Regions from separate parts of the Homo sapiens genome. Here region 2 is linked to region 1. Evidence: chromatin loops called from intact Hi-C (ENCODE). Cell type or tissue: prostate gland. All regions are shown on one strand. Links, peaks and the distances in the headings refer to the core of each region. The heading gives the core; the rest is flanking DNA. Region 1 overlaps LOC105370003 (a long non-coding RNA gene). Region 2 has its middle 230 kb from the start of TBX3.

Region 1 (2,920 bases), core at 195-2,694:
TGAACCTCAAGTTTCCTAACTTCAGCCTCTTATGTCTAAACATCAAATTGTTATTTAACTATTAGCCGGTGTTAGACTGCCTGCCATTTTTTTTCTTTTGTTTTCCCTTGGATATTTTATATCTTTGCTGATCTTTCCAGCACATCACCTGAAACGTATATACTGCATTTTAATCCCAATGGCTGATGCTATCTCTGGATAAGCTGAATTTCTTTTTCAATGGGAAGGGTATTGGACGAGAGAGAAGAATCACAGAATAGCAGGGTGTTTGAGCTGAGAGAAACTGGGGATACAGAGAAAGTAAGAGAAAACACAGATGGAATGAAAAGCTGGAGAACTGGGATAGAAGGGGACCCAGAATTGTCAATGGATTTCTTTTGGTCTATGCCTAGAAATACATTAACTGTTAGGGAGTCTTCCCTTCAGGAAAGTCTCAGTTCCAGAATCAAATTATAGGACCCAACACATTGTCAAATATTTAAACCTCTAGTGCCATACCATTTGTAGATTTCGAGATCATTACTTTACTACTAGATTGTTAATTACAATGAAGTAATGGCAGACTGGGCTTGTAGATTTTATGGATGCCGCTTCTGTGTGAGTGATTGTTAATACTAAAAGCTTAAACTTTAACTGCATTTTAAGCATCTGGGACTGGAGCGAAAGCGGGAGCTGTGAGTAAATGCTTTCAGCAGGTATGTAGTTAGTTATTAAAATGGGCTTTGAAGCTCTCTTTTGGTGTATTTCTGCATATTTTAAGGGTCCAGGCCAAAAAGAAAAAAAACACTTTTTTTTTAATGCACTTAATTTGGATTTCATTGAATTTTCTTCACGCACTGATGTTAGGATATTTTGACAAATGTAATTCCCCAACCCCTCTGTATGAAAGAAAAGAAACTCTTTTTTGAAGAGATTTAGAAAGGGGAAGAAAAATCCTTTTTAAAAGGCTTAAGGGTAAGGAGGGGTAAAGCGAATAAGTGGTAGGGGAGGCTTTTATTTTCTAAAGCTCAAATTCCAAAGAAGAAGGACAGTCCACGTAAGAACTGAAACTAATTTACCTGAACCCTTTGTCACTGCCTGGCTCTTGACTATTAAATGATTCTTTTCAGTAGCCAATAAAACCAAATCAAAAGCATGTTTTGGATGGAGGGGTGGTGCCAGGCAATTCCCCCCACATGAAAAGCCAAACTATGCTGTGTTTGTTTTGGTTTTCCCCTAAGAGGATTTTCAGAGAAGGGGCTGGGGTTTGGGCCACCCTCCTTGGCCCCACTCCTATGAGGGAATATAGGGGACTGTTTCGTTCTCGTCCACGAAGCTAAACTGCCCATCGGTATTACCCAAAAAGGAAAGAGAAAGTGCCTGCCCTGCAGTCAGGTCTACAAACCCTGATGTTTTGTCTTTGTTTCCCTCTCAAAGGCTGTTTTAAGATCCCTGCCAATGCAAAGACTTGGGGAACTGTTTGTCACTTTTCAGAAAACAGCTCAGACTTTCTGGGCCTTAATATCCCTACCTTTAAACAGCACCGATATTCACTGCCTTCTGTCTTCGAAGATGCTAGAGATGTTGTTTTCAAAGATTTGGGAATCCTTAAAAGCAAAGAGCTACATAAAAATACAGAGATTAAAAAAAATGGCAGCCCACTTCTTTCCATTCCTGATGCCCAGTTTGGTTTGAATACGTAAGAATTCTGTAACAGTGCCTAATAACGATTACTAATAACAAAAGTATCTAACACAGAGTGGGCCTTCAATATTGAATATTTAACCTTAGTAGAGGTATTAGCCTTTCAAACTCTTCCCATCTTTAAACTGGAAGGGAATTTTTGCCCTATTTTATCAAGTAGTGGAAGACATGAAGATAAGACAGTTCGATAATTACAGTCCCCGGAATTTCCATGCTTGAACAAGGATTTGAGGTACCTTATTTCAAGTCTCTTTTCCAGACAATGAAATGCACCCAATTGAAAAATGGATGAACTAAAGCTTTTCTCTGCTCTCCCGTCCAAATTAGATTGGTTACTCAATTTGACTGAGTGCTTAGAAATTAGTCAATAAGGCAACTAATTAATAATTTGACTGGGGGGAAAAAGTCAATTTCTCAGCCGCACACAGGCACAAGTCTGAGGGCTTCCTGAGGCACCTCGCCACATGCCTCCAGCAATACCTTGCCGCATTGAAAATCTGCAGGCTGAGTTAAAAAGGGAATCCTGGGTTCAGTTCACTTTATATTAGGCCTTTACTTCTAGTGGAATAGCATAGTAGAGGAATATGATGTGCAGAGAAAAAAGCAGTGAGAGATAGTTAATACAAAATAGAATAATATATTGTATATATTGTATGTAATATATATTTATAAACTACATTGCAAAAAAATAATAATATGGTCTTATAATCATGATGTAGCAAGTATTTATTATGTGCCAGGTATTATGCTAAGTAAGCACTCTGAATACATTATCTTATTTAATCCTGTGATCACACAATGAGGTAGGTACTATGATCCCCATTTTACAGGTAAGGAAACCGAGGCCCAGAGAGCTGAACCACTTACCAACCAAGAAAAAACAGCCAGATTTTGAAACCAGATTCACGGATCCCAAATCCTGTTTTCCAATTCTTCTCTACAAACACGGGGAAAATTAACCAAGGGACTCATTGCCAATTTTCCGCCTGCGCAGAGGAAAACTGGCATCCTGGACTAACCCTAATTTGGTATGTGGCCAGGGACAAGGCATAGTGAGCCTCAGGTTCCCATGGACAAAACCAGGAAGGTCCTCTAGCAGTGGCTTCATAAAATAGCCTTATCATTTAATGCATCTGGTTCTACCAAGAAACATGTTTTTTAAGAAAATATCACATTAATTAAGAAAATATCTGGTTGTATTCAGAAGATGGCAAAACTTGAAAAGACACTAGGATTT
Region 2 (2,920 bases), core at 319-2,818, 840 kb before region 1:
GATATGGAATCAATCTAAACATCCAACAATGGATGAATAAATTAAAAATGGCATATATACATAATGGAATATTATTCAGCCATAAAAAATGAAATCTGGTCATTTGTGTCAACATGGAACATCACATTATTAAGTGAAATAAGCCAGACACAGAAAGACAAATACCATATGATCTCACATATATGTGCAATCTAAAAAATTTATGTCATAGAAGTAGAGAGTAGAACAGTGGATACCAGAGACTAGGAAGGGGCAGCAGGAATAGGGGAAGATGGGAGATATTGGTCAATGGGTACAAAATTGCAATAAGAGAGGAGAAACAAGTCCTGTCACTCTGTTGCACAGTGGGGTGACTATGGTTAGGAGTCAGGCATTGTATATTGTGAACTAGCCAGAAGAGAAGTTTTTGAGTATTCTCGCCACAAAGGAATGATAAATGCATGAGGTGATTTGATAATTATGCAACCTATAGGTATGTTAAAACATCAAATTGTAATGTATAAATATGTACAATTACAATGTAAAAAAATTTTAAAAACGTCTTTCATTTTCCTATAAAGATGATCTTCATCATGAATAAAAAAACGATCTTAATGTGAATGTGTATAGGTGATGCTGCAAAACTATGAATGTATCTAATAAGGGGTGCAGTCCTGGGGGTATATGACCATGTTGCCTTTCTAAAGTCTATGAAGTTCTGAATTCTGAAACCCATCTGGCCCTGGGGGTTCTGGATTAGAGATGTGGACCCACATCTCTTTTTATGGTTACTTCCTATTTATGGCAAACATTTAAATGTATATAGAGTAAGTCCATTTAAACCCCCCAAAATACATATATAATAATAAGAGGGTGCTCAGAGTTGGCTCACATTGTAGAGTGGTATAGAAATGACTGACGTTTGGGAAAGCTTGTCCTGAAGGATATTTTCCATCCTTTTAATGACCCCTCAACATTTTTTTTTCTTGTTTCTCACACTATTTTGTCATCACCAAGCCACCCCCTTACTACCTTCAAACCTGGAGCATCTTTGTATGTAATGGTGAATTAATGAACAATCCTGTCTCACCCATACAATGATAGGTGACTTCAAGAGCTGATTCGACATTCCTGACAATTTTAGAGACAACCTTTGAGGTCACTGAGGACTTGCATAGGAAGGGTTTTCCCTGGGGAACCTGGATGGGGGCCAGAGTCAGGGATCTCAGAGTTCTGGGTCCCAGGAACACTATCCATGGCTTCTAGGCCAGACTCATCAGAGTGCTGTGTTCTGAAAGGAGCTGGTTCAATCCTTTCAAAGGGCAATATCCCCAGCCCTAAGTAGTTCTTAAAACACCAAACAACATTAGCTCCCACAAATGAGGGAGGCTTAAACCTAAATCTGATTACAGCCGAGAGTGGCAAGGCGGCCAAGGTGCTATAAAGAAATTACGTTATTATGTCCAAGGGATGCCATTAAAACTCTGTTTACAAACCAAATGTGCCAGAGAGTGGGTCAGGGAAAGAATTATTAGCAACAAAGCTATTTGATCTCTTTTATGATCCAGTGAGTCATATCGCTCCATGATCTAGAAGGTGAATAATGAAAACCTCAAGCCTGTTGATTTATAAACAGGCCCAGAATTCTGTGTTCTTTAACCTCAGATGCCCTCTTAAGTGTGACTTACCCTAAATCAAATGGGACATCAGATACCACTGGGCTTCTCCCTCCTCCTGAGAGGTAATTGAAGAGGTGATTGGCGTACAGGGTGCATAAAATCCCTGTTCAAGATGATGGATAGCTTCGGGGGATGGGTCACCAGCCAGGACTTAGAGACACGGCTTTGTTTCTACATGCCTTGTATCTGCAGGGCTTGAGGCTCCGAAGCTGCTTTTGTTCAAGCTCCCGGATTCTCAGCTAACCAAGGAAAGGGAGGCTCGGGGGTCGATGTTAACACTTTGTCCTAATAGCCACGATTTTGCTCCCCTTTTCTCCCTCTGAGGAGGTTGTAAGGAGCAGGATCAATCTAGGTTTACATCGGAACTCCACCACTATGGAAAGCAACCTCAGGACAGTTGCTTCAGGCCTCTGAACCTCAGTTTCCACATCTGCAAAATGACACAGTCATGGTTGGAGCCCTTACTCTGTGCCCAGCACTAGGCTAAGGTGCTTTATATGTGGCACATGCCAGATTATTATTATTTTTTATTTTTAAAAATTTATTTATAAGACGAGGTCTTGCTACGTTGCCCAGGCAGGTCACGAACCCCTGTGTTCAAACAATCCTCTTGCCTAGGCCTCCCAAGGTGTTGGGATTACAAGTATGAGCCACCGAGCCTGGCTCCCAGATTATTTAAATCCTCACAATGATCAGACTAATCATTTATCTCCATCCTGCCATCTAACAGACACTCCTCTAAGAATTTTCTATCTATTTGTTTATTTCATCCTAACGGTAACTCTGTGAGGCAGTGCTGAGATCAGGGTCCTCCAGGAGCCGACCCTGAGACAGGATTTGAGTCTAAGTGGAGAATTTGAGAGGAGATCTCAAGAAGCATGTGCAAGGAAGTGGAGAGGTAAGATGGGAAAGGAAAGAAGTTCATCAAGTCTCAGCCCTCACCCCATGTCACCAGCATCCCTACTGTGGGCAACTCGGATGTGGTCCCTGTGGGAATCTGTAGGAAGGATGCACCCCAGGGCTGTCTCACCAAATGGCAAGGAAGTTGGGGTGATCAGGCCCCAACTCCAGTCAATCACAGTGCAGGGCTCCTCCAGGAGTCAATTTCTAGCAGGTCCCACATGCAGGCCAAATAAATCCCTCAGGCAAAGAATCGTAGGTACTCACGGTTACAGTCAGAAGCCATTGAATCGGCCTGCATGGGCATGGTGTAGGGAGAGTATGGGCCTAGCCCCATAACATCCACTACAGATCCACACTGA

What was found. Peaks named below come from ENCODE experiments on the same cell type or tissue, not always from the same donor. Only the 100,000 strongest peaks of a DNase experiment are listed, where the experiment ranks them.
Region 2: a loop joins it to region 1, with 4 times the contacts of the local background. A loop is called at or near these places in 3 of 110 quality-filtered maps.

The regions. Positions count from the first base shown.
Region 1 is chr12:115,757,742-115,760,661 of GRCh38, forward strand. The region is part of intron 1 of LOC105370003 (a long non-coding RNA gene); the gene reads right to left. Among named protein-coding and RNA genes, the nearest start is that of LINC02463, 130 kb to the right of the region's middle. In prostate gland, for the core only: no CTCF peak of the experiment used is centred there; DNase peaks (open chromatin) are centred at 606, 1,330 and 2,690; H3K4me3 peaks cover 1,772 bases; H3K27ac peaks cover 2,500 bases.
Region 2 is chr12:114,912,907-114,915,826 of GRCh38, forward strand. No RefSeq gene overlaps it. Among named protein-coding and RNA genes, the nearest start is that of TBX3, 230 kb to the left of the region's middle. In prostate gland, for the core only: no CTCF peak of the experiment used is centred there; DNase peaks (open chromatin) are centred at 1,545 and 1,635; H3K27ac peaks cover 1,567 bases.